Regions from separate parts of the Homo sapiens genome. Here regions 2, 3, 4, 5, 6 and 7 are each linked to region 1. The links are chromatin contacts, found by Hi-C or POLR2A ChIA-PET in ENCODE. All regions are on one chromosome and are shown on one strand. Each heading gives the region's core, a stretch centred on a gene start or an enhancer-like site at or near the end of the contact. The rest is flanking DNA. Distances are from core to core; before and after follow the strand shown.

Region 1 (3,747 bases), core at 920-3,419:
GACTGATGAACTAGCACTAGTTTTTTTAATTTACCTTACTCTCCGCCTCGTATTTAAGTTTGGTGGGTAGTGTACGAACGTGTAATGTAACAGATGTTGTTCACTCCCAGGAAGTCAACTCTTTCCATCATGAGTAACAGAACTCAATCGAATGTGACACACAGAAATGTCTCAAAAATCTCTAGGTAAGTAACTCGCATATACCCTTATCCTCCCTCCCCAAAGCATTGCAGGTGGTTAGAAAGGAGCGACCTCGGTTGGTTGGTTTCTTCTTCTTCCCTTCCTTTCTTAGGGGAAGGCTAGAGAGCAAAGAAACGACAAAAAAAAACAGGCCGGAAGAAGGAAAGCGAAAAGCATGAGGGCTGGACAATCAGCCCTTAAATAAACGAAAACTGTATCCAAATCAGATTAAGTTGAGAGACAGCGAACTGCTAAACACCTCCCCATAACTCTAACGTACCTGAAACCGCGAGTAGAGAAACCCGGCCGTACATCACATTCAAGCTCCCTTCCCTCCCAAAGTACTCACAGGTATAAGAGGCATAAAAAGAACTTCCCCACCCTCGCCAAGAGTAGCGCGGAAAAAAACTCACACTGGCCTGGGCCACGCTGGCGAAGCCGCCTGACCCTCCCCGCGCGACCAGGAACCCTCAAATGACTACCCCGCTCCTCAGGCCGGGGAAGGGGTGCCGGGGGAGCGAGGCTCGACTGGGAGGACCCGCCCGCCGTCGAGGCCCTACGTGCCCACCCGGCCCGGGGGCTTGGGCCCGCTCCGCACACTCTGGGCCCAGGCCTGGTACCCCGCGAAGCTCATCGCGAGCCCAGACCCCGGTCCGACGCCGCGCCCGGCGAGACCCGCACACTCCACTGAGCCACGGCGGCCGCCGCCGTACGGACCCAACCCCTATCTACCTGTCTTCGCTCTTGTTTTTCTGTTTCTTCCCCATTGCTTGTCAATGGCGCTCGTGGCCCCAGCCCCTCTATTCGGTCTCTCACAGACCCACTGTCTCCCGGCTGACTTTGGTCTCCGCTCAGCTCTTTTCCCCTCGTGCTGCCGCCGCTCGCACCCGGCTCTCCACAGACCCGCGCACTGGAACAGGACACATATGGTGTGAGTTCTCAGTGCGCAAGCGCATCGCCCAGCCGCCTCGGCGTGAGGACGCAGGGCGCGGCTCATCGAGAGCTGCGCTTCGGGTAGAGCGTCTCCGGTTGACCGGCCGACCAGGCAGCAGCCCGAGCGCCCCCTGCCCTCAAGCGTCCGCCACGAGCCGACACCCGCGGGTTTTCCACGTTCTAGAACCCGGAGGTGGACAATGAAGCTGTCAATTTCGCCACCTCACCCCTCTCCCAACGGGGAACGCACGCTTCGGTTCAGGAGTGGGCTTTGGGCTTCCCTTTATATCTTTGTATTCTCAGCCGCACGAAGTTCAGTAAAGAACCACAACGAACCAATAGAGTCCTCTGGGGGTTTGCGAGAGAGATAAATTCAGGACAAAATAGGGACCTCTCAGTAACATCCATGCATTATGCATTATGTACAGTCACTGAATAAAACAGAACAGGACACAGCCGATCAATTCCCTAACATAGGTCTTCAGCTTCACCCTCAAAGCGAGGGCGAGTTCTAAAAATTCCTGTGTTTCGAAGAGTCAAGAGGGGACCTACAGGGGTGGTGGAAAATGTTCTATATCTGGATCTGGCCGGTGATATTTTGGGTTTTAACTATGCAAAAGTTAATTGTGCTGTATATGTTTATGCCTCGACTTTAGGAAAAATGTTAACAAAAGAAAACAAAAAAAAGAAAAATGTTCATTCAACACTAACAGAATGGAAACGCAGTTCAAGCGTCACGGCTGAGCGAGAGCACAGCTGTCTCATTTCCAGTCTGGCGCACTGGACCGTGAATACTGAAGCACGCTCCTGAGAAAGTCCGGCCACGACAGCCTGCGCACTAAGAAACTGCAACTCCCACAATGCTTTGCGGCCTTCCAGTTCGGCCGTGTACCCGGAGGAAAGCAAGGGTCGGACACCTTGGGTTCCGGGCTGCTGGGCGGGAGGCGCACGCGCAGAACTGTTCGCCACCCGACCGCCCGCCCCTTCCTCTGGCGTCCAAGGTGATATCGCGCGAGGTTCGCAGCCAATAAGGAGGCGGATGTGACGGCCCGTTTGCAGCCGCCGGCAGCTACTGCAAGGCAAAAGCCGGAGTGGACGTGTCTTTTGAAACTGCTGCTCTTTCACTTCTCAGGCGTCACCGAGAGCTCAGGTGAGGCAGAGGGTAGTGAGAAGAATCCGACCACCACGTCCGGGTGCTGGTGAACATTCTGCTGCTCCACATCCGGAGCGGAGGAGGGGCGCGGCCCCAGCACCGGTGTCGGTGTCCTGGCAGAGGCTCTTGCGCAAGCGCACCAGGAGGCGTCGAAGTTGGGGCCACCGGGACTGTGCTTTCCTCTGTTTCCCCGGGCGCAGGGAGTGGCCGGCTTGCCATTGGGGAGGTACCTGGGGTTCAGTTAAGGACCAGGCCCCTTGATTGTTTTGGCGGATACCTGTAAGGGTGTCCAGGAAATGACTAGGGAATTTGAGGACGCGCTGTGTCCCGTCCCACCCTTCCAGCGGAGCTGTAAAAAGGAAGAATCAGAGGCTGTGGTTTGAAAAATGAAAAGCTAACGAGGGGTTGCATCGTCTCTTTACCCCATTCTCAATGCTCTGACCACCAACACCTACACCCAGAATAGCTCTTCTTAATCTCGTCTTTTTCCAGTTATCCCATAATTAAATTCTGGGCTCATTCTATAAAGTTCCAGGGTAGGCATTCTCTGTGCTTATCCCTGGAGCACAGCTTCCAACGTTCAATTCAGTATCTTATTATCTTCTCCTTCCAGCCCCCTCACTGAGGGTCACAGTCCTACTGACATTTTTCTTGGGCGATAGGGAGCGTGGAAATCTTTGCTGTGTTTGAAATACAGCACCTTTCCAATTTTATAGCACTCACGAGGAGCTTACAATTTGGTTTTTTAGACTCAAATACTTTTGAAACTTAACAGTGTAGTAATTTGAACAGAAGTCAGGCACGTGTTCATTCAACGTTAAATACATGTTTATTGAGTACCTGCTGTGTTCTATGGAGATACAAAGATGAAATCAAGTATGCTTTTCAAATCCTTTTCCTGTAAAGAAAAAGGAATCAGAATTGAAGTTTGCAAGAATATTTCTCTTCAGCTCAACGTTTATAGAGGGCCTGTGTGGGTCAGAATCTGTGTCAGAAGCTGAGTGAATGAATTCACAGTTTGTTGTGAAGTTTGGGGTGCTTCAGTATTATTTGCAAATGTATCATAGTTCATTGATATGCAACAGCCTCCTGCTTTGATAGGCAAATTATAAATCATTTCTGCAGTAATAACCCTGAGATACACATAAACTTGCCCTCTAATTGTTGGTATAAAATTTCTCGTACAAAATACTCCATTTCTTTTAAAAGAAGTAAAATTTTGGCCGGGCGCGGCTGGCTCACGCCTGTAATCTCAGCACTTTGGGAGGCCGAGGCGGGCGGATCACGAGGTCAGGAGATCGTAGCCATCCTGGCTAACACGGTGAAACCCCGTCTGTACTAAAAATACAAAAAGAAATTAGCCGGGCGTGGTGGCGGGCGCCTGTAGTCCCGGCTACTCGGGAGGCTGAGGCAGGAGAATGGCGTGAACCCAGGAGGCGGAGCTAGCAGTGAGCGGAGATGCGCCACTGCACTCCAGCCTG
Region 2 (3,747 bases), core at 422-2,921, 900 kb before region 1:
AAGACTAAAACATGGTTAAGTGTAATCAATATGCATTCATTCTAATTATCATCTAATAGTTCGGGACCTTGTGCTTTGGGTATCCTCTCCCCAAGGTGTTTGTTTGTGTGCTTATTTGAAATCTGTCAGTAAAGACAAGTACTTCCTACAGAATGCACAACACCACTCTCCATGGATGGTTCTTGGAAGGTTTCCTGAGAAGTGAGGGAAATGTCACAGAAAAGCCATGGTGATTTTGAGCTGAAATCACTAACTCTGCCTTTGCCGTATTATAATGTGTAATAATTAGAAATCATTCTGAAGCCATCTAGAATCTTGCCCTAACAGTTCTCTCACACCTGAGAACTGTTGTCCATGGCATAGGTTTCTCTGAGAAGGGCTTTGAAAATGAGCTATTGCATTCGTTTGCTAAGGCTGCCTTTACAAAGTACCACAATCTGAGCAACATAAACTACAGAGAGGTGTTCTCTTGCAGCTCTGCAGGCTGGAAGCCCGAGACCAAGGCGTCAGCAGGTGTCCTTCTGAGGGCTGTGATGGAGAATCTGCTCCAGGCCCTTCTCTTTGGCTTGTAGGTAGCCGTCTTCATGTTCACACGGCATTCCCTCTGTATGTGGGTCTGTGTCCAAATTTCCCCTTTGTATAAAGTCATACGGATTAGGGGCCCATCCTAATCCAATGTGATCTCAACAGGCCTATTTCCAAATGTGGTCACATTCTGAGGTACAGGAGTTAGGACTTCAATCTGTGAATTTTGGGGGCCACACTTCAACTCATAACAGCTGTGGCAACAGCTGACTCTGATACATTGAGAGACTGTGGAAGGCCTCTCGTTCTCCCCTCGCTCCTCTCCTCCCTGCCCCTCTGGGCTCTTTCCCTATCCTTCACCCACCAATATCTGAAAACCCTTAGAGACTTGTCCCTTTGCATCTTAAAGTTGGCTTGGTCTCCTGGGATCTCACCCAGATTGCAGTTATGCCCAGGAGAGGCAGCAATAAGCCATTTCAGTGAGCTCCCGACTGTCGTGGCTTTTAACCTCCATGTGTTAAGGTGTGTCCACACCTTCACTGCCAGGTCCAGCTTTCTGGCTGGAAGGCCCGCAGCATACAAGAAAGCCATGGGGCACACTCAGTGGGATGGAGCAAGGGGTGGGAGATAGGTCTGGAAAGATCCAAAGGCAAAAATCAAAGGCAGCAATATCAGAGCAGGAGAAACTGAGCGGATCTGGGTTTGAGTCTTGGCTCTGTTACTTCTGGCTGGGTGACTTGGACAAGTCACCTGACCTCCCCGTCTGCTTGATGTGCTTATCGTCATACCTACCTGCAGGTAAGGCCACAAAATGCCCAGGAAATACGTTATGGTGGTTCTAATATCCTCGACGACTTCATCATTCTCCCTGGGCCTAGCACCGGCTGGCGGTAAAGGCGTAAGCTCTGCAATGCCTCGGAAGACTCAGCGGCTGTGAACTTGCCTTTGACACAAAAGCTGCTCTTACAGTGAGAACAGGGCCTGGAGCCCCCAGCTCCCCAGGCTCCCTGACCTGCGGTTGAGTTCTACATGCACAGCCAGGGCTGCACAGCTTCCTGAGCAGCGGGGAGGCTGTGGGCAGGAAGGGGAAATGAGAGTGGCCGAGGCTGTGCACACCTGGGCTGGATCAATGGCCACGTTGTAAAGCCGGCCCTCTGGGACGGCCTGCAATGCCCGGATCTATAGCTGTGTTAGTCATCGCCTCACCAGGCCTTCGTTTGTTTTTCAAAGTTTTGTTAGTGTGACTTGCACCTCCAGTAACTCATCTTTAACTGCCCTCCCTCCTATCTGACCCAGTTCGCACACCATTCATCTTTTCTTCTTCCTAATACATTTGATTTTCTTTACGCTCTCCATCTCAGTCTTGCTCTCTCTCTCTTTTTCTCTTTAATTTCTTCAGTCAACTAGAGATGGGGAAGCAGACCACCTGGGATGAAGGAGAGAAAGTGCTGAAGGGGAAAAGGCCACCTAGCTACATTAAGCTGGGAAAGTCTGTTTAGCTGACTTTGAAGTCCGCTAGCTCTCAGGCACTCGTCCTAGCAGACATGAGCAGCACCTTCCATTGCTAGGATTATCATTTACCTAAATTCCACTTACTTGCAGGCTGAGCCCATTTCAACTGGAGAAGTCCTTAAGAAGGTTGCCTTGCCCAACCACACGTTGCAGATGAGAAAACCAGGACTCTGGGAAGCTTACAAATTAGTTGTTCAAAGACACGTAACCAATTGCAACTCTTGATTCGAGGATCTAAATAAACTTTGCCACATAGACTTCCCCATACCTTCCTTTGTTTATTCATGTGGGAAATTTGTCTCTTAGAGCCTCTATGAAATATCACTTTGAATGCCCACATGTTTACAAATTTCATGAATAACCCCTCCAGATAGCCACTGAATGGAAATGTGTTTCAGCCTACACTAAGATGTGCCCTGCCTTTTTCTTCTGATGACATGGTGCAAAGTTATGTAAAATTCCAAACCTTACAAGAATGTAAGTAATCTCATTTCTAGGGACATGCTGCCAAAAATTGGTGCATAATTCTCCGTCTTCTTTTTTCACACTGATACTAACCCTCTTACTGTTGCTGTTGATTACTTTGGATGTGGACTCATACCACCAATGCAGTTCGGAGCTTGCGTTTTTCACTTTACATATCAGTAGGGACAGGAAGGTCTAACCCATTCTTAAGACGTGTGTGGTATTTCATCTTTCGGCTGTACCAGCATTTATTTAATCTTCTTCTTCAGAGTTCATTTGGGTTACTTTTACGTTTTTAATACTTTAAAGTCTTTAAACAAAGCCCCAAGGAACATTCTTGAGGCTTTAGAGGCTTAAATGTTAGAAGTAGAAATACAGAGTTAAAAGATTAGAACTTTAAACATTTCAGTAGATATTGCTAGGTTGCAAGCCAAGAAGGTGTACTGATTTACACTTGCACCAACAATGTACCTGGGTGCCAGTTACTTCCTATACCCTCACCAATGCTGAACTTCATCAGCCCATTTTTACGTTGGTCAATTTGATAAGTGGAACAATATGTCATTGCAGTTTAATGAGCACATCTTGATTAGCCCTTGTTTCCTCTTCCTGGCCAGTCACTGCTTCTTGACTTTTCTCACCCCTTAATGCATATATACATGGGAAGTATCCACACATTTTTAGTCGATGTTTTAGTTAGCAAAACATAGCCAGAAGGCAATAAGTGGCAAATTCACACCCTAAAGTTCAGAGCGGAGAGTAAGTGACTTTCAGACAAGCGGTACCATCACGCGCCTCCATTAGCCCAGCTACGTGTCTGTTACCATATTCAAAACTCATAACCAAGACATTTTCTGGCTGCCTTGACACAACAGGGATGATATTAGCTGGATGAGAGCGCTGAAGAACAATTCTGTTTCACAGACAGGTGTCTTCTCCAACCAATCAGGCAGCCACCTCTACAATCACTCCAAGGGTGATGCCTCACATAAGGTAAAACTTGCAGGACCAACAGTGAGAAATGAACCTCGCCCCTGCTGGCCTGCACCACCTCAGACTTTAATCATTTTCCACTCTGGCCTGTTGAGCTATTTCTTGTCTCAGCATGGGGCATATGCTGGCTGGTCTCCAATAGACCTCATGTATGGCAGGTGCCGATGGCCATGAGAAGGAAGTTGCTGGGTGGATAGGTTCTGACTCTACCCTGGATCTGATTGGCTCTGGTGTTCATGGGGGTCTGCTCTG
Region 3 (3,747 bases), core at 349-2,848, 890 kb after region 1:
GGCCTCCTGGCACCACTCCTGCAACAGACCAACCACACTGCCCTTCTTACATGGGCCCCATCATTCATCTTTCTTCAAAGAAAACAGTACATTAGCAGTCGACACTTCAGCAAAGAACCCCCAAAACAAATGCCCTAGCCTAGATCCAAAAACAAAATTTCCGTTAAAGAAAGTGTGTTTTTCAACCAAAGAAAAATTAGGCTCAATTCTAGGACAACCTATAGCAAGCAATTCTACGTGCACTGGCCAACGCCAACAGCAGCTAGATTCCAAAACAAACTCAGCAAAAAAGGCTCTGCTCTCACCTTTTAGAGATAAGAACCAGAGTCAGCAAGCGGCAGAACCATGATTCACACCGAAGTCAACCCACTCTGTCCTCAACCCCACTGGCTTCCCCATGGTCCACACAACCCACTGTGAACAGATGGACCAGTCAGAATTTCTCTGCAACACCCAAATCGCCACCCCACCCCCATTCCCTTGGTTTAAATGCCCTGAGGGGCAGGCGACAAATCAAATTCCACTCTTAGGCAGGTTCCCAACACAAGACACATTCAGTGGCAAAGCAAAAGAGAAGATGGGCTCTACCACATATAGGTCTTTCTTACCCAGAGGAACATTTTCATGGTCTGTCATTACGGATGAACTCGGGGCAGGAAGAACCCATCATTATGTAATGTCAGAGGGCAGGCGACAGGGGAAGGGAAGCGAGACCATCAACATTCCCTTCCTTCGCCCACAAAGACACAAATTTACCTCTGACATTTTGAACGTCTGTCTTCTGGGGCCTACCCATTCCTGGCTGGCTTTTCAAGAGACAGCCACAGATCCCTGCACATTTCTCAGGCCTCAATTAATTGACTAGCAAAGCCAGAGAGAAATAAAATATAGAAAGCAAAGATGCTAGAAATGTTGTCGGGGTCTAAAGGCAGGCAGAAAATGGAAGAGTTTCGAGGATGGAGACCAGATTTCCCACACGGAGATGCATGTTTACTTTCACCCGGTTATGTTTCCACCCCAAACACGGCAAGGCCTCCAGCTTCAGGAGCCCGTAGACCCAGCCCTGGAGCCGCATCGGGCAGGCACCGCGTCTGCGTCCCGCGGCCACGCGCCCGCTCGGCACCCGGCTCCCTGCTGGGGCGGCCGCGTCTTCACGGGGCTGGGGGTCGGCCGGGCTCGGATTGTTCTCAAAAGACGCCACCGCAGGTGGACCACTGGCACCGTTAGGCAGTGCAATTTCCATGAAAACCGCGGGCGCCGTCCACATCCGCCCCAGCGGGGACCTGGACGCGCCCCCGCGCCCGCTGTCCGTCCCCGGCCCCGGCCCCCGCGGCGGCCGCGTCGCCTCCTGCCCGGCCCGGCCCACCTACCTGGCGCTCCCCGGCCCCCGGCGCCAGCCGCCCCGCTGTCCCGCCGGGCTGCGCGCCAGAGCCCCGCAGCAGCAGCAGCGCCGCCGCCTGGCTGTGAAGTCGCGGGCTGCGGGCCCGGCCTCAGGTGCTGGTCCTCCTGCCCCGGCCCACGGAGCCCGACCCGGCGGCAAACCAGCAGCGAACCCTCCACGCGCGCCGCAGCCCTAGCCAGCCGCCGCCGCTCTAGACGCCGGGCGCAGCCCCGCCCTGGCCCCGCCCCCTTGTCGCGCATGCGCGCTGAGGGCCCGGCCCGCGCCCTGCGACCCCCGCCCCACTACCAGCCCGAGCTGGGTCCGCCCTCTGAGACAGTAGGGCCGGTGACCGAGCTGCTCGCGCCAATTCCTACTGCTAGGTTCCCACAAGATCCCACCCTATCCTGTGACTGCTTCACCTGCAAGGAGTTCTTGAACTTCTGGACTTGACTGAGCGATGGCATCTTCACCCTGTCATCCACTGAGGCATCTGAGGCCCTGACGGATCCCCAAGGGAAAGTTTCCTGGAGGAGCCGCGACCCGGGGATGCGCCCCCAACCTTTTGCCCTCCGGACAAGAGCACTTCCTGAAGTGCAGACGTACTCACTCCCCAGGAGATGTTTAGGAAACTGAACATTCCAACCAGACAAGCAAAAAATTAAAATCTTAATTCTTTGAAAATACAGACTTGCAAAAAAAAGAAAATTGCTAACCTCTAAGTGTATGTCCTTCCGGACCTGTTCTGGCCTGTGTGCATAAGTGTGCACTAACAGACTTGCAACAGCATCAGTCCTTACACTTTGCCCCAAGTTTCTATTTTTCCATAGACAAAAACAATAATCAGAAGTTTTGGAAGAAAATTTTCACTTTGACTTTAAAACAGCATTTCTCCTTGAGCAAGGGCAAATACTGGACTGAATGTATCCTTATCTTTGAGTCTTCACATTTTATCCGAAAAAAAAATTCTTAAAATGATTTTAATTCAATAAACCAGAATACTTCTCAGGCAGAGCATTTAAACATATAATTTGCTTCAAAAACAAAAGAGATTAACCAGTTAGGAATGGAAATTAAGAATTCTCTGAACTCATTTAGAATTATGTCTGATCCTCCTCATGTCACCAAAATACAGACAATAGTCTGGAATAAAAATAAACAAATATAAAACGAGTTTTTTGGGGAGCCTGAGGCAGGAGCATCGATTGAGCAGAGGAATTTGAGGCTGCAGTGTCAGCCTGGGAGACAGAGCAACACCCTGTATCTCTAAAAAAAAAAAAAAAAAAAAGAAAAGAAAAGAAAAGAAAAAAGAAAAAGAAAATGTCCTAGTTTTAAATTTTTATTTCTTTACTTTTTATTTTATTTCTCTTCTGAAAAGTAACTTAGTAATAAAACAGTTCCCTCTTATTATTTCTCCAGCTAAATGGAAAGAAATATTGACAGAACCTTGACTCCACAGTACAAAGTTAAAGCCAAGAAAATCAAATTTGTAGAAATGCAAAAATATTTTTGCATTTTTTTTAATTACTGTGACCAATTAGTTTGCTTGGAACAGCCCCAGTTTACATCTTTTTGCAGCAAAATTATTAATAGGGCCCTCTTTCACTCTCAAATGTATTCCTGTTCAAACAATAAATTTTATGGCCATGCTGTTTATTTATTTATTTTTGGGATGGAGTTTCGCTCTTTTTGCCTAGGCTGGAATGCAATGGCGCGATCTCGGCTCACCGCAACCTCTGCCTCCCAGGTTCAAGCAATTCTCCTGCCTCAGCCTCCCAAGTAGCTGGGATTACAGGCATGTGCCACCACCCTGGCTAAATTTGTATTTTTAGTAGAGACAGGGTTTCTCCATGTTGGTCAGGCTGGTCTTGAACTCCTGACCTCAGGTGATCCACCCGCCTCGGCCTCCCAAGGTGCTGGAATTACAGGCGTGAGCCACCACGCCTGGCAGTCATAATCAAGCTAAGAAAGTTGTTAAACACTAACTTTTAAAAAAGAAAAAAAAATTAAATTTATAAAGATTTAAAAATAGATATCAGTCTAATTTCAGTATTCATTCATTTAGTACAGTAACACTGAATGAGGATCAGCTTCCAATAACATCTGTCACTTGACTGTTATGTAATTCTGGATAATCTTCAAAGATCAATCACATTTTCAGTGTGGCAAAGAATGAGGCCCTAATTCCACCGTAGAATGAAAATTATCAAGAGAAAAGGGAGCCATGTGTTAGTTAATACTGTAAAAGGAAAATAAAATCTCGGGACCCCCAAACTCACTACTCCAAAGGGAAAAGCTAAGCTTGGGAACTGAATCATGCAAAAAAAACTGCCTTCCTTTTGTTCCTAAAGAGATAGCTGCAAGATAGA
Region 4 (3,747 bases), core at 675-3,174, 870 kb after region 1:
GCCTCAGGTATTCTTTTATAGCAGCACAAAACAGACTAAGAGAACATCCAAGAGGAAAAGAAAAAGGCCCTTTCCCGGCTACTCTAAGAAACTCGGCATTCAGAAGCCTGGTGTAGTTATTCAGGGACTGCCCAAAAAATACATAAGTGTGAGACAAGCATTCATAAAGAAAACGAGATGGAAATAAAACTCTGGGTCCCCACCAGAAAGAAGACAGATAGACATCATCACCTGTGAGTGCCCTCCTCTCTCTCCTGTGAGTTTGGCGATGGGTCTATCCCCTCCAAGGCCTACCTGGCATAACCATAAGTGAGGGTTTTATGCACAGAAAGACCTCTGAAACCTCTGCCACCAACCAGCTGGGTGACAACTTCTCTGAGCCGCAATTCTCTCACGGGTAAAATGGGATGACAGACACTTATCATTCAAGGTGTCCAGAGGATTAAATGAAGTGCTGCATGCTGAGGCACAGCACAGCAACGACGCTTAGTGAAATTCCAAAAATGCCGGTGACTCATTGTAATCTGTGATAGGGAATGTCTGTCACCCCCTTGAGCCAACAGGTGCTGGTGCACAGTGAGTGCTCTACAGGGTTAGCTTAAAAAACATAACAAGGCCGGGCACGGTGGCTCACGCCTGTAATCCCAGCACTTTGGAAGGCCAAGGCGGGCAGATTGCTTGAGGTCAAGAGTTCAAGACCAACCTGGCCAACATGGTGAAACCCCATCTCTATTAAAAATACAAAAATTAGCTGTGCATGGTGGCGTACGCCTGTAGTCCCAGCTACTCAAGAGGCTGAGGCAGGAGAATCGCTTGAATCCAGGAGACAGAGGTTGCAGTGAGCAGAGATCACGCCACTGCATTCCAGCCTGGGCAACAGAGTGAGACTCCATCTCAAAAAAACAAAAAAACAAAAAACAAAACAAAACAAAAAACGTAACAAGAAGGTCCCTTCCTAAGCTACTGGGGGGAGGGCTGGAGTGAGACTTGTGGCAGATGGAGCAGAGACTGAGCAAGGTGGGCAGGGCCAGCCTGGGCACACAGCCAGAGAGGAAGGGGGAGGGCGCTAGAGTGAGACCCAAGCCACCGTCTGCTCAAGTACTGCGCCGAAACCAGGGTGGAGCCGGGAGGAAAAACCACAGGCCCTCACAGGAACAGGGGCTCAGCCAGAGAGTTGAAAAACTCTTTTTTCAAACCCATGTAACAACATAGTAAAATGACAGGGGATTATCTGTTCACCAAGTGAGTGCCCAGCAACATGACAAAATGACCCCAGAGTCAGCTACCCCAGAGTCTGGGAGAGGAAAGGACCATGGCCACCCCTAGGCCTCCCCAAGCCTCAGCTTCCTCATTAAGCCCACTGTATGTGGGACAGTATGGTCCTCATCAGGCTGCTGTGAGGTATGGCAGGTCAAATAATGCCCCCTGCAAAAGAGGTTCACGTTCAAATCCTTGGAACCTATTAATGTTACCTTATACAGCAAAGGATTTGCAGACTCAATTAAGTTTCGAATCTTGAGATGAGATTATCCTAGATTACACTGGTAGGCCCCAAATGCCATCACAAATGTCCTTATATGAAGGCAGGAGATTTCGGAGAGAAGAGAGGGCCGTGTGACAGAAGCAGAGAGAAGCGGAGTCACGGAGAGAAGATGTTACCCTGCTGGTGTGAAGATGAGGAAGGGGCCGGCAGCCGAGGCAAGCCAGCAGCCACAGAATGGATTCCGCCCTAAGCTACTGGAGGGAACATGGCCTTGCCCACAGCTTGATTCAGCCCAGTGATTCTGGAGGCCAGAACAGTGAGAGAATAAGTTCCTTTCGCTTTAAGCCACCGAGTTTGTTACAGCAACCACAGGAAGCTAATACAAGGGATTAAAAGGGAAGTGGATACAAAGCAATCAGCACGCTATCTGGCACGTGGTAGGAACTCGAGAATCCCCATTAGTGAAGGACAGTTCCTGACATCCTCCCTGGGCCACCAACCCATCCTCAAAAGCTGTGTGAAAACCTACAACCTTGTACTGCAATAACGAGCTCTGTACTCTGCTCACAAAAGCTCCTTCGTGTGTATCGTCTCAGTTGATTCTGTCCTAAAAAGGAGTTTCCAAGGTTGTCCAAGGACTCTCGGCTTGTCACATATAAATACAACACTGCCACAGGCCTTGTCTTCAACATTCAGTTCAATTAGTTAAAATATTTCACAGGATGGCCTCTGCTGATATCTCATGGAGCAGACCCTCCTGATCTCAGGCATCATGAGCTGTGATCAGGGCCATCTTACCTTGCAGAAACACAGCACAAGTACTTCTCTCAGCCACAGGCCTTGCAACTGTCAACAGAGAAGCTGGTGCCGAGTTCTGACATGGGAACTGAGAACTCTGCCCCTGTCAGGGCAGACATGGCAGAAGAAGAGGCTGGGCAGGCAAAAAAAGACACTGGCTAGCACTTGACCTTCCAAACTGCTTTTCAGCTTGACTCATGCAAAGAGGTTTATCTCTCCCCTAAACCCCCTGCTTTTTGTTTCTTCAGCCCTTGCTCTGTGCACCCCCACTCTCGATTTTCCTCTTTGAGGAGCGAGTCCCAAGTGTCGAAACCCACCATGTGCAATAATTCCACTTCCTCCGTCGTGCTCGGCCTCCATCATGCAGACCCTGGGGCCTCAGCTTCCCCTGGGTTGCTGCGAGGATGTGGCCCCATGAATCTGACGGCTCTCCTGCCCTCCCCTCTGCCCCATTTTGTTCGAGACTCAGGGCTGTGCTGTCCCAACCTTCCCCAGCCTGTGCAAGATTTGAAGACTGTCCCCTTCATCAAGCCACAGCAGCCCTCAGCCACAAAGAGCTCAGGGTGGAGCCTCAAAACCTCAAGAGTATCTTAAAGAAAAAATGAAGAAAAAGAAGAAGCCTATTCACTTCCTAAAAACAGCCATCTGCAGGCCCTCTGAGATATCTTTTTTGCACCCATTCTTCTACAAGCTTCTGCCAGCGCCAGGTTCACTGGGTGGAGACCGTGTACCCTAAGCCAACTGACTACTGACCACTATCAGGCAGGAGACAAGGGCTGTGCACGGAGCGAGCAGAGACTGGAGGAAAAGCTGCCTCAGCATTCCTCAGCCCCTGGCACCGCATGCAGCAGACCCTAGGGCTAACAGCTCACACCTACCAGACCTTCACTTGACCATGGACGCTCATGGCTCTGGTCTGCCCTAAATCCCGCACAGGGGCTTGTAAGCAGTCTCGCAGGCACATGCCTGTGAGCCCTCCGCAGGTGGCTACTACTTCCTGCTCTCCTACAGACAGACCCCAGGGCCAGCTCCACAAGTCAATTCCTTTGTGCCTGAAAACTACCTGCTGCGTGAGTGAATGAGAAGGGGCAGGTGTGCTCCCAGTTGGTAACTTTGCATCACCTCGCCTGTGATGAATGACCATGCCATATCACAGATTCAGAAACTGAAGACCACCAACCAACATGACTCCAAAATGTACGTGCAACGTGCTGCCCAGGCCGTTGCCTTCCCTCTGAGATGTAGAGCACCTTGGTTGGAACAGCTGAAATGCTGGGAGGGCATGGCCAGAACCAGCCTCAGCGAGACACCATCACAGCTGAAATGTAGACTTCCACACAAGCACTGTGTGTTCCTGGGCCTGGCTGTCATTAAGGTCCCTGCAGAACCATCTGCCCTTGCACCTGCAGCTTGAGTTGGCCGCTTGATAGGCCAGGCAGAGGAAAGCCCAACAGAGCCAATGTACC
Region 5 (3,747 bases), core at 853-3,352, 850 kb after region 1:
CTTCTCCATCTCAGCAATGGCACTGCCATTCTCCAAGTAAGCGGCCATGCCAAACACATGGAGTCTTCCTGCTTCCTGTCAGTCCCTCCCTCCCTCATGCCCAAGCCATCTACAAGACTGAGAGGCACACCCAGACCCGGAGCACCTCTCACCATGGTCACAGCCCCAACCTCAGTGCCAGCCACTACACCTTAAGAGGTTACAAGGAGTTCTGCATTAGCTCCATCACCCTAGGCCCTTCTAAAGTGTCCTCCTCACTCCACAAGCACTTGGATCCTACAGGGATGTCAATCCCATATGGAAGGAGAAGAAAAGGCAGATAGAATCTTGCAGCTGCATGGGGTGGGGGGTGGGGGGGTATATAAACCCTATGTGTAATTCCACATGATTCAAGGACAAAAACTCAGATCAAATAGTTAAAGGTGCCCTACTTCGTCTCCCTCCCAGAAACAAATTACCTCTCCATAGTTACAGACTAGAGAAAACATTTCTGTGCACCCTCTCCAGAAGAAGAGGAAGCAGAGTTTGCTATGCCAAAGAGGAAGCATTAAGGCCAAATTCCCCTCAGAATGGGACTGTCATAGTAGAGGGGACCTCAGGGGTCCATCACAGAGGTTCAGAATCTCCAGGATAAAAGACCCTATACTGCTTGGTACCAATGTTATCGACAGACGGTGTGTAAATGACAGCCCTCACTTGGTGCCTCAGCATCCTAGGGCCCCTCTGAGTCATCTGACATGACAGGGAATCTCTGCTTCCCAACATCAAGGGACAGGGACAGGTTCAAGCCAGGGCTGGGTGTTGGCATATCCCTCCACTCTGCAGCCTTGTCAGTTTTATCCACTAAGGCCATCCAGGAGATGATGCCAAAACCCCTCTTGGCCTGGCCCTAATGACACTCCTAAGGCCCAGTCCTGTATTTCCAAGTTACCCAGTCACCCGCCCCTGAACTCCTGGTATCCACTGAGACCCGAGACCACATTCCCTTCAGAACTGGCTCCTCCTGATTTCTCTCCCTTCCAGGTACCACCATTCTTGGGAGCTCAGATGTATCTGACACCTCTTTCCAACCATCAACCAAACTGGTCAGTCACTGAGTTCTGTCCCCTCTTTGAGACTCTCTGCTTTTGTCACCCTCTTTTTCACTATTCCCATCATCACCCCACAGAGCTAAGGCAACAGGCTCCAAACCAGCCTCCTAGTAAGGCTGACAGCCAACAAACTACACCATTTACACACACACACACACACACACACACACACACACACACACACACACACAGTGCATGTACTCAAAAGCAAGAATCCAAAGTCCTTAGGTTGCATTGTGAGGCTTCCATTCAGTCCTCTGTGCTTGAAACTTTCACAACACTCCCTACTCCACCCCCTCCAGCCCGCAGGAACCAGTACCAACCCAGTCTCCTGGTCCTTTCCCTGAACTTCAGTCTCAAGCAACTCCCCTCTCCAAGGAGCTCCCACTTGCTTCCTGTCTACATAGCTTCTCGTGTGTCCAAAATATTTTCCCCTCTGGTTTTTTCCTCTGGTTAGGTTTTACTGCTTTTGACCTAGAGCCACTACAGGACTCAGAGAGGAACTAGCAGAACTCATTTATTCAAGATCTTTTTACTGCATCTCCACCATGAGCTGGTGAGAGGGTGAGTGACTTCAGAGTGAGTGCCTGTGCATAAAGACATCACCGTGACAGAGACAATTTCGGGTACAGAACTCCGAATGAGGTGCACAACAGGTCTGCAACTAGAAAACTGTGTGGGTAAAGCCCAAGAAGGAAACACAGAACTGGCAAATGGAGAGAAATCCTCAGGTAGTTCTTGCTGCCGCTGCCATTTGGATGCTTTGCTTTTGCTCAGCTGAGTACACATAAATTGAGATTACAATAACTTTAGCCACTTGGCACCCATATCTTGATTTCTAAGACTACACTCCAATAAAAGGGATGAGGGTTCTGTGGAGAAATGGGTGATTCTAGGGCTGGGATAGGAGATACACAAGATGAGCCTGGAGTATCTTGCAGTGCCAATAAGGAAGTACTCAAAAATCAAACAACCCACAATAATGGAGGTATGTCAGAGGAACACGAGCTAACTGAAAGAGCCCCCAGTGGCCAAAGCTGGAACAATCTGAGCAACACAATGAATACCCTAGTACTGGATTACATAAAAGTTGATCATATGGATTGGGTTATTCCTGTCATATCCAACTAAAACAGAATCAAGAAGCCAAGCAGGGACAGAGCACCCTGGGCACGTAACACTGCCACAGGAAGGTAATTCTCCGCAAGTCCAGCTGCTGAAACTGCCTATTGTGACCTGAAACCAGTTTTATCTAATAGCTACTGAAACAAGCTGCTGTGAGTCTAAGAATAGTTTTACACTCACCAATCAGAGCTTGCCAGCTCCTCGAAACATTACTAGTACCAATGAACTGTCTCTCAAAACAATGGGTAACATTTCTGCTTTTTATAAAACCTCCAACCTTCTTTGTTCTTCAGACATATGGAAGACCATCCAGTCTGTGTATATGCCCAGAACTGCAATTCTTGCTTCCCAAATAAAACAGAGAATTGTCTCTATATTTGACTCAACTTTGACAATTATAACCCAAATAACAACAACAACAAAAAAACCATTGAGTCCATATTGATATAAATGACTAAATAAATAAGACAGGCCAGGCATGGTGGCTCACGCCTGAAATCCCAGCACTTTGGGAGGCTGAGGCAGGCTAATTGCTTGAGTCCAAGAGTTTGAGACCAGTGTAGGCAACATAGCAAGACCTTGTCTCAAAAAAAATAAATAAATAAGATAAAATAAAAATTGATTCTGTCTCTAAACACTGTCAAGGTCATCAAAAACAAGGAAATTCTGAGAAACTCACAACCACAAGGAGCCTAGGGAGATATGACAAATACACATAACATGGTATCCTGGATAGAATCCCAGAACAGAAAAAGACAATTAGGTTAAAAACTAGGGAAATGTGAATAAAACATGGAATTTGGTGAATAATGTATCAATTTTGGTTACAATTAACACACTACAATGTACCATGGTGATTAACATGTTAACAACAGCCTGGCAGGAGGTATCATATGGGAGAACTTCAGGCACTCTTTGCAACTTTTCTGTATATCTAAAACTATTCTAAAATTTAAAAGTTTATTTAACAAGCAACCTTAGCTCTGAATCAACTAGTCTTTGCTTTTTTTCCCCTTTTTTCTTTTAAGAGCAAGGATGGTAAGCCACATTTTATATCTCCACAGTACTTAGCTATCCCTGGCCTCTGTAGGCGCCAATCACTGCACATTTGTGGGCTGGCATTTGCTTCTAGACTCAGCCTTGCCCGCCCCTGTCACTGGCAGAGGCCACTGTGCAGCATTCCAGGTCAGGGCCCACAGATTCCTCCCACATCAGCTCCCTCCAGGCTGAGGCCATGAGAGGAGTACCATCAGACACCCAAGAGGCGGTTAGTGTTTGCAGAACCCTCTCTGCCTTGCCTTTTATGTAATCTGGCCTTCTAAGAATTAATTTTACTCCTGGACTCCTGATGTAACCTGTATGCAAAAATCCAGCCCCACACCCTAAAAGCTCTTTGATCTGGACCAGGTGTTCCTCACCCCAGACCTCAGGCCCTGTGGGCAACTGAGGAACTTCTGCCAGAACAGGAACCCCTGGGTTTCCACGCCTTTTTAGGCCATTTCAGATGCATCGCTGCTTTGGGGACAGGGAG
Region 6 (3,747 bases), core at 812-3,311, 810 kb before region 1:
GCCCAGCGATGGAGCCTTGGGATTTTCCTGTGGGTGACAGGGAGCCATTGAAGCGTTTAAGGACTGGTCGTGGGGTGAGGGGAGTGTACTGTCATCATTTTTGTAGTCTTTTGCAGAGAAAATTTGGAGGCAGTTTGGAAAACACTCTAGAGCCTGACATGTGAGAGATGAGTTAGGAGGTCACGTGTCCCCACTTTTCTAATTTTGTATCTTCTTCAGCAAAAAAGTCTTTGCCGCCTATTCTGAGCAGATGTATGATTATTCACAAATGATATACAATACAACTGTATTCACACATTGCATGCCTTGAAACATACACAAAATGTAAACACTAAAAACATGACGTAAAAATAGATGTAAGTCTGGGAACTCGATGGAGGTGGTGGCTGCACAGCATTGTGAGTGTACTCAATGCCACAGGATTCCCCATCTTAAAACGGCTCATTTTATGGTATGTGAGTCTTAATTAAATACAAAAACCAGACAAGTGTGGGTAGATAGACATTCAATTCCTTTCTTCTCATCCTTCAGTGAACGGTCTGGTGTGCCCTGGGTGCACGTACCCCTTGGGGATTAGGGCAGTGATGAGAGGCAATGGAGGGAGGGTGTGGCTGTGGAGATGCGGACGGGAAGAAGGATCTGAGGAGTGACTGAAGAGGTAGAATGGGCAGGGCTTGGTGATGGAAGGTTGAAGAGTATTCAGCAAAGAGAAGAACGTGGGAAGCCTCCCCATTTCTGGTTTGGGTATAAGATAAAGAAACGTTTTCTCCTTGCCAGGGACATGAGGCAGACAATACTGGGATAATTTCCCAGGGCTTGGGATAGGACTGGGTGGGGAAGTTTCTAGGTATCCATTCTCAGGATAAGGACGGGCCTGTTTGGATGAGGATAATGGAGGGTCAAACCTGAAGAAGCCAGATTAGCAGAGGCAAAGTGAGAGATCAGAAGGTGGTAAACTCAGAAGGGGGTAGAGACCTGAGGAGCAAGCTGGGACAAGGCAGGAGGGAATTCACAGGCCACATGGTAAGTAATGAGTGGGGTAGAGGACAGAGCAGGGTTTCATTGTGGCGAGTCTGACGGGAGGTGCTGGGGGATGTTCCAGGAGAACAGCAGAAATGTGTGATGCTATGGATGTGGGCTTGGCAAGTTCCATCTGGAGCTGGGAAGAGGCCACCCATGGAGAACAGGAACCATGAGGCGGAGAGTGGAGCTTGCAGGAGGGCGAAAATTAAGACCAAAGAATGGAAGCCTGCCAGTGTGAGAGACCGCCTGACAAAAACCAGGAGAGTATGGAGTCATGGCGGCCCAGGCAGAAGTTCTGGGAGGAAAGAAATGGTCAACACTACAGGGAAGTCAAACACTGCCAGTGGAGACAAATAGGACAGGAACTGAAAAAGCATCCATTAGTGAATCCCTGGTGTCATTAGTGAAAATAATTCCAGGCATGAATGGGGAGAGGGAAGGGTGTCGGGCAGGAAGTCCAGTGCCCGTGGGTTGACTGAATGGGAGATGAGGAGGTAACACCCATCATGTAGGTCATGTAGAGCAGCCTTAGGACATCTGATTCCTTGCCTAAGACTCTTCTTTCCTGGTGTAGCTTTGTTCTAGAAAGGTCTGGAAGACTTGTCACAGTTCCAATGCAGGATGAGCCTTTGGTCCTGATCTCTTGGAGGCCCAGACAGCCTGGGAAACCAGCAGAGCTTTGGACAAGTTAAGCAGCCCATTGAAATCAACATTCTTGATAATCATATATCTAAGAGATTCCAAAATGTTCCTGGGATTCTTTTATGGGTCTGCATAGGGTTAGAAAGCACAGGAGTCAAAGAGACCTTCTCCCTTGGCCTCCAGGGCCACCATCCTCTGCTTTTGTCAGTTGGTCTCCCCAGAGTAGAGTCCAGGTTCCTGCTTCCAGCCTTCTGGTAGACCAGGCCCTGCCACAAGTGAGAGTTGGCCGGTTGGGTATCTGGTTTAGTCACTCGCCTCCACACTTTCACATCCTCTATCAACACCTGCACACTTGGGTTGTGACCACACATGCTCTTCCTGTTTGTACAGAAAGTGCCATTCAGAAAGCTCGCCAGCGAGAAGAGAGCTCCACGCTCAGCCTCAGAAGAAAGACGTTCAACGACTTACTGGGGAGAGAAAGAAAAGGAACGGGAGCTGAGAGGTAAGATCAAACTGGAGGGTGTGCGGGCCCTCTAGGATGCCTTGCCTGGAAGAGAGGTAGCCCCGACTTTGTGTCCTGAAGGGTGGCGCTCTAAGTAGCTGTGCCCATGCTCCGCTGGTCAGGGCAGGGGGAGCATTCTTGGTCAGCCTCACCGAGATGGTCCAGGCCCTGGTGAACAGCCAGAGGGATTGAGAAGGAAGAGATGGGATGTGACCAAAGTTGGTCACTGAAGCCGTCAGTGTGTGTGCGTGTGCATGTGTGTGTGTGTGTGTGGTAGAGGGTGCACATAAAGAAGACATAACCTGAGTGTGAACATGCTCACACACATATTTATGATGCTGGCTGGGGCCTTATGAAAAGTGTGTCTTAACCTCATGTTGCTCATTAGCTATAACCTCAAAAATAGAAACCATGACATGGCCACAGACTGGATCCCAGTCAATGGCCCCAGTGAGTGAGCTTGCAAGGAGAGATCATGGGCAGTTCCACCTAAGGCCACCGTCACTTCTGCAGAAATGACTTGGAATAATGACCTCCTCACTGTTAGGGGCTAACAGCACTATATTTGTATTTCTTGGATGGAACATTGTATATGTGTGTATTTGTGTGTGTGTGTCTGTGTATGTGCATAAACACATCATGTATTTATACACATGACATTGTGTGTATGTGTGTTTATGTGTGTATATATATGTACACACACATATGATATAATGCAATATACACAGTGACCAGATTTTTGAAACCAAAGAGAACTAATAGCAAGACAAAGGGGTTTTTTTCCTAATATGTGATTTCCTTGCTATTCGAGTCTCACATATATAAAAATGAAATATGTCTACACATGTGTTTCATAATTCCTTTTATTCAAAGAGGGGATCATTCAGGTAGCTAAAGGTCAAGTGTTTACAATAACAAAGTGGTGGTAAACTCATTCTTTGAATGTTGATCGTACAAACTAAATAATCCATCAAAAAATGTTGTCTCTGCCATTATTAAAAGCATGTGTTCCTTGGTGCAAAATTTAAGAATGTTCTAACTACAAGAGCACCTTCCTTTACCTAGGGCTATCCCATCTCACTGTTGAAGTGAAGTGATTACAGTGAAAGTAATACAGACATTTAATATTCTTAGTTTTGGTTGTGTTTCTGTCAACTGCTATTCCCTTGTTCTAGGCGTAACTGCACTTAGTGTTTAGTGGTGTTATGCATATGTATATTTGATTTGCATTTAGAAAATAGAAAAATATATACATTGCTTATTTTCCAGATTTCAAGGTTTAAATTCCCACTCTAACATGATGGTTTTAGGCAAGTCACTATACATCTCTGCATCGGAGTTCCCACATCTGTAACACAAGTACAATAGTAGATAGTAATCCCTTCCTCTTAAGAATTAAATAAGCTAATACATGTAAAGTGCTTAGACAAGTGCCTGGAACATTGAAAGGGCTCAGTAAGTATTAGCAGCTGTTATCATTGTCATCATCATCATCATCATCATCACTACCTTTTGTACAATTAAGCCATCAAACTTGAAGGGACATGGTAAGAGTTTGGGAAAGGTGAAAGGTGGGAGGT
Region 7 (3,747 bases), core at 324-2,823, 730 kb after region 1:
CAGAAACACTCAGCGTTCAATTCTATCTCAGATAAACACACTTACCACAGAGCCAGATACTTAACAGGACCAAGAAAGCAGGGTCATCTCTGGCCCACTGGTCCTTCGTCTGTTTTCGATAATGAAAATTTCTGTAAACTCTCTGTGGGGATGTGAACAGGTAGAGCATCTGCCAGGCAGCAAATTCAAAGTCCATTTGCCGAAAGCGGAAAAGCCTTCTCAGATATTTGTAGCGTTTCGCTCCGGCTGTGTGTCTTGCCGCATCCCTGGAATTCAAGACTCCGTTCCCCTGCACTAAGGAATTCACTGAAGTACTCGGTAACATCTTCCTAGATGGAAGAAAAACATTTCTTTTACACGTATTCTGAAGAAACATTTGGCTACCGACACTCCTCTTCTGAGTTATTTGGCAGGGAGGTCACTTTCCATGTTCTTCCCAACCCTAGAGAAAGGCCAGGAGTCAAAAGCAAATGCAGTTAGTTCTGAGGCGGGTCTTGGGGCTTGGGAACCGCAGACTGCAACCTCAGGCAAGGGCAACAGCCCACCCTTCTGAATCACCTAATAACACTTATCCAGGGGCAGCTACCATTACAGAGACAGGGATGATGTGACTGCCCCATGACTCCGAGGATAGTGATAGAGCCAAGATTGGAAATCTGACTCGAAATTCCGTGCTCTTAACCACCAAGCTTTTAAGAAAATGCCTAAGAAAGCAGTTTCAGCCGGTTAGAACAGTGTTACTGAAGAGGTCAAATAAATGGCCTATTCACACAGATCCATCAGCGCACTGCCAGCAAGCTTCTCGGTCACTAGAATGAGATTAAAAAACCAAGAAAAACTCCGATCCCTAGTGTTTTACATCCGGAATAGTTCAGCAGAGGGAGCGGTAGCGTCGGAGTCCAATCCAACCGGTCCGAGCTCCGGGGAACGCCGGCCACTGCCCGGCTGCCCGTCTCCCCTCCACTTCGCAGGCCCCCCAGACGCCGGCAGGGTCTGGCCGAGCCCAGCTGCTCCCTCCCTGCCCGGGGCCGCGGGTACGGCTGCCAGATTTAGCAAATAAAAACACAGAATACCCAGCTCCATTTGGATTTCAGACAGGCCACGAATAAGGTTTTAGTATGCCTACATCCCACGCAACATTTCGGACATGCTTATACTAAATGCTCTTTCTTTATCTACGATGCAAATGTAACTGGGCGTCCTTTCATTTTAGCCGCAACTCTATCGCCGGCCGAGGGGCCGGACGCCGACATGGTCACTGCCAGGCCGCAGCGACGTCAGGCCGCAAGCTGTCGGGATTAAATGGCCCCCGGCGCGAGCCCGGGCCGCGGGAGGGCAGAGTGGTCCTCAGGCCTCACCTGGAGTCCTGCTACAGCCTCGACCCACGTCCGAACCAGCCCACCACCTCCTCCCAGCAGCCGACCCCAGCCGCCACCGGGCGGGCTTCCCTTCCCTCAACGGAGCCGGCCCTTGGGGCGCGCCGCGTCACGGGAACCGACTTCCGCCGCGGACGCGCCACCTCTCGGCCCCCGTAGTCCTCGGCCCTACCGCCGCGGCCCGCCGGAAGTTGTTGCCGCTGGCTTCCGGTCCCCTGAGACTGGGGCCTCGCTCGCTCCCGACCCGGTTGCAAGTGTTGCGGTGGGAGAAAGTCGCGTCCGCATCGGAGGGGAAGCGCCGTCATGCCTAAGTATTATGAGGACAAGCCGCAGGGCGGCGCGTGCGCGGGCCTGAAGGAGGACCTGGGCGCGTGTCTGCTGCAGTCGGACTGTGTGGTCCAGGTAGCGCGGCCGGGCGCTCCCGGTGGTGACGACCCCTGTCCCAGGCAGGCCTGGCTCGGCGGAGGGCAGCGGGTCGCCCGCGGCGGCGGTTGGAGTTAACCATCCCGGGCGTAGGTCACAGCTCGGGCTCACTGAACGTGCGCAGATCCACTGAGCTGTCGGAGCCCCAGTTCCCTGTGGGGTTAAATCGGAGATAACGATAAACGCACCCTGTCGGGTTTTTGTAAAGGTTAACCCATTTCAGTTCACGAAGCCTTTATTGAATGCTAGCACTCTACTAGGCTTTGGAGACATAAAGGAGAATAAGCCAGGTTTCTTGCCTGCCTAGAAATGATAATCTGTAGAATTAATGATTCCAGAGAGTTGCGTAAACCTGGTACACTGCCCTGGCCAGTAGTGTCTCCTGCCTGTTCAGTTGTGACAATGTGTGCTCAGTTTGACTTGTGTTGATGTGAATTTGTTTCTGAGTTACAGTTCTCTGCATTCTTGGATGTTAAGTTGTAAAAATAAGGCAACTCCATATTTTCACGATTTCGTATCTTGCTTCCCCTACACTCTTCCTTCACTCCCCGGCTACAGACACAGGTCTCCTCAGCACCCTCTTGGAATGCACTGAAACATGTAGTGAGGTTCACAGTGGACCTGAGTTCTGGATTAGAGCTCAAGTAAAGCACAAGTGCCTTTTCCAATTGCAGAGGCCCGACGAGAGGGCATTCAATTGTGTGCAATTGTCTTTGCATTGGGGGATGTAGTTTCAGAAAGTTGCTGTTATTTCAGAGAAAAGATTACCCCCAAATGGACATCCACTGTAAGACTGTACCAGTGTTTCTACCGAGTCACAATTTGTTTGGTTCACTGATTTTAGCAGTCAGCCATTCTCGCCTCCCAATGTCTAGTAAAACTTGAGTTATTATAAATTTAAGAGATTATCTCGCCCAACTTCCTTATATAAATGAGGAAACTGAAGTACCGTTGTTTTCAGGCTCCCCTGTCCAGGGCTGTGTCCCTTCTGCCCCTTACTCACTGGTGCTGCCGTTCAGCCAGCTCCTGGTAAATGCCTCTTAAGTGGCAGGCATGGTACCTGACACTGGTGATAACGAAGATGAATCAGTAACAGTCACTACCCATGTAAGCTTGGTGTCATGGGAGAAATAGACATCTAAGGGTCTAAATTCCTGCCATAAGACTGTAAGCATTTATTAAACATGTGTTTAATGACTAGATCTTGAGGAGAAAAATGCGTTAGCCCAAGGGAGAGCGTCTGATTTTGCTTCAGAATTTGGAATCTTCTGAGATGACATTTGAGCTGAGTCTTAAAAGTTGAGTAGTAGTTTATCAAGTAAAGGAGTGGGAACTGTTGTGGTTGTGGGGAAAATCTGAAAGAACAGCAAGTGCAGAGGCAGGGAGATGTGGGAGGGCGCAGAGGAGCTAGTGTCCTGCCATAGGGGAATGCGACAGAAGGCCTGAGGGGAAGGTTGCAGCCAGGTGTGAAGGCCTGTATGTGTGTCAGAGTGAGGAGACTGGATTTTATCCAGACGTTCAGCATCGGAAGGCCATGTTGATGAGTAGTCAAGGGAAGAAAGTACACTGAGTAGGACTGAGGAAAGAAACTCCAAGTGGAGGACAATAGCAGCAGCACAGAGAATTCCAAGCTGGCTTTCTGCAGCGGTTGATACAGCAAACATGTACGGAGCGCCAGGCTCCAGTTCAGGGAACAAATACTGATGAATGGAACATGGTCTCTCCAGTATAGAAAGCGGAGCTGTTTGGCTAGAATGCTGTAGGCAGAGATTATGGTTGGGACAGCTGGTACAGACTTTGCTTTTCCCGCCATTGAATATGTGGCCTTACCAGTGCTCAGTTTGGTCAGCCAGAAAACGTGATGCTTATAAGCAGTTCTTTAGATGGAAGTTCGTATACAGTTTGTGTTAAATTCATTCTGAATGCTGACTTCAGCTGGATTGTAAAA

What was found. A loop is a pair of places that touch in the nucleus more often than their neighbours do. ChIA-PET counts read pairs that join two places held with the same protein, here RNA polymerase II (POLR2A). Pooled maps may share reads with other maps.
Region 2: a map with no recorded cell type shows a loop between it and region 1 (6-fold over the local background). The contact joins the enhancer-like site here to the promoter of TXNDC9 in region 1. A Hi-C loop is called at or near these places in 2 of 168 maps with a recorded cell type or tissue (B cell and OCI-LY7), 5 of 37 single-sample maps with no recorded cell type and 4 of 50 pooled maps.
Region 3: a loop to region 1 is called in a pooled map, with 5 times the contacts of the local background. The contact joins the promoter of INPP4A here to the promoter of TXNDC9 in region 1. A Hi-C loop is called at or near these places in 3 of 37 single-sample maps with no recorded cell type and 7 of 50 pooled maps.
Region 4: a map of naive thymus-derived CD4-positive, alpha-beta T cell shows a loop between it and region 1 (6-fold over the local background). The contact joins the enhancer-like site here to the promoter of TXNDC9 in region 1. A Hi-C loop is called at or near these places in 1 of 168 maps with a recorded cell type or tissue (naive thymus-derived CD4-positive, alpha-beta T cell), 11 of 37 single-sample maps with no recorded cell type and 11 of 50 pooled maps.
Region 5: a map with no recorded cell type shows a loop between it and region 1 (7-fold over the local background). The contact joins the enhancer-like site here to the promoter of TXNDC9 in region 1. A Hi-C loop is called at or near these places in 5 of 37 single-sample maps with no recorded cell type and 3 of 50 pooled maps. POLR2A ChIA-PET finds 5 or more read pairs at or near these places in 1 of 52 experiments (OCI-LY7).
Region 6: a map with no recorded cell type shows a loop between it and region 1 (17-fold over the local background). The contact joins the promoter of AFF3 here to the promoter of TXNDC9 in region 1. A Hi-C loop is called at or near these places in 2 of 37 single-sample maps with no recorded cell type and 3 of 50 pooled maps. POLR2A ChIA-PET finds 5 or more read pairs at or near these places in 1 of 52 experiments (OCI-LY7).
Region 7: a loop to region 1 is called in a map of dorsolateral prefrontal cortex, with 12 times the contacts of the local background. The contact joins the promoter of COA5 here to the promoter of TXNDC9 in region 1. A Hi-C loop is called at or near these places in 12 of 168 maps with a recorded cell type or tissue (B cell, CD14-positive monocyte, CD4-positive, alpha-beta memory T cell and 6 more), 20 of 37 single-sample maps with no recorded cell type and 25 of 50 pooled maps. POLR2A ChIA-PET finds 5 or more read pairs at or near these places in 2 of 52 experiments (MCF 10A and naive thymus-derived CD8-positive, alpha-beta T cell).

What each region holds. Positions count from the first base shown.
Region 1 is chr2:99,334,755-99,338,501 of GRCh38, reverse strand. TXNDC9 (thioredoxin domain containing 9) reads left to right here and starts at 2,169. Exons shown (of 5, transcript NM_005783.4): 1 at 2,169-2,263. It overlaps EIF5B (eukaryotic translation initiation factor 5B), which reads right to left and starts at 1,113. Exons shown (of 24, transcript NM_015904.4): 1 at 913-1,113. The coding sequence starts at 947. RefSeq lists enhancers at 915-1,024, 731-1,232, 1,245-1,354, 1,375-1,454, 1,465-1,514 and 5 more and a silencer at 685-844.
Region 2 is chr2:100,233,120-100,236,866 of GRCh38, reverse strand. The region is part of intron 1 of LINC01104 (long intergenic non-protein coding RNA 1104); the gene reads right to left. Among named protein-coding and RNA genes, the nearest start is that of LINC01104, 27 kb to the right of the region's middle. Within about 2 kb of position 1,671, at least 5 of the 41 ENCODE cell types and tissues checked have a DNase peak (open chromatin) inside an H3K27ac peak, as active enhancers do; they include B cell and OCI-LY7, where a contact is called at or near this core.
Region 3 is chr2:98,442,709-98,446,455 of GRCh38, reverse strand. It overlaps INPP4A (inositol polyphosphate-4-phosphatase type I A), which reads right to left and starts at 1,598. Exons shown (of 25, transcript NM_001134225.2): 1 at 1,371-1,598. RefSeq lists a silencer at 1,129-1,768.
Region 4 is chr2:98,463,213-98,466,959 of GRCh38, reverse strand. The region is part of intron 1 of INPP4A (inositol polyphosphate-4-phosphatase type I A); the gene reads right to left. Among named protein-coding and RNA genes, the nearest start is that of INPP4A, 20 kb to the right of the region's middle. RefSeq lists enhancers at 542-1,106, 1,205-1,514, 1,525-1,664, 2,915-2,964, 3,151-3,666. Within about 2 kb of position 1,924, at least 25 of the 41 ENCODE cell types and tissues checked have a DNase peak (open chromatin) inside an H3K27ac peak, as active enhancers do.
Region 5 is chr2:98,486,471-98,490,217 of GRCh38, reverse strand. All of the region lies in intron 1 of INPP4A (inositol polyphosphate-4-phosphatase type I A), which reads right to left. Among named protein-coding and RNA genes, the nearest start is that of INPP4A, 43 kb to the right of the region's middle. RefSeq lists an enhancer at 2,156-2,235. Within about 2 kb of position 2,102, at least 5 of the 41 ENCODE cell types and tissues checked have a DNase peak (open chromatin) inside an H3K27ac peak, as active enhancers do.
Region 6 is chr2:100,140,904-100,144,650 of GRCh38, reverse strand. AFF3 (ALF transcription elongation factor 3) reads left to right here and starts at 2,061. Exons shown (of 25, transcript NM_001386135.1): 1 at 2,061-2,167.
Region 7 is chr2:98,606,338-98,610,084 of GRCh38, reverse strand. COA5 (cytochrome c oxidase assembly factor 5) reads left to right here and starts at 1,573. Exons shown (of 3, transcript NM_001008215.3): 1 at 1,573-1,778. The coding sequence starts at 1,680. It overlaps UNC50 (unc-50 inner nuclear membrane RNA binding protein), which reads right to left and starts at 1,496. Exons shown (of 6, transcript NM_014044.7): 1 at 1,359-1,496; 2 at 46-329. The coding sequence starts at 325. RefSeq lists a silencer at 1,269-1,368 and an enhancer at 1,432-2,421.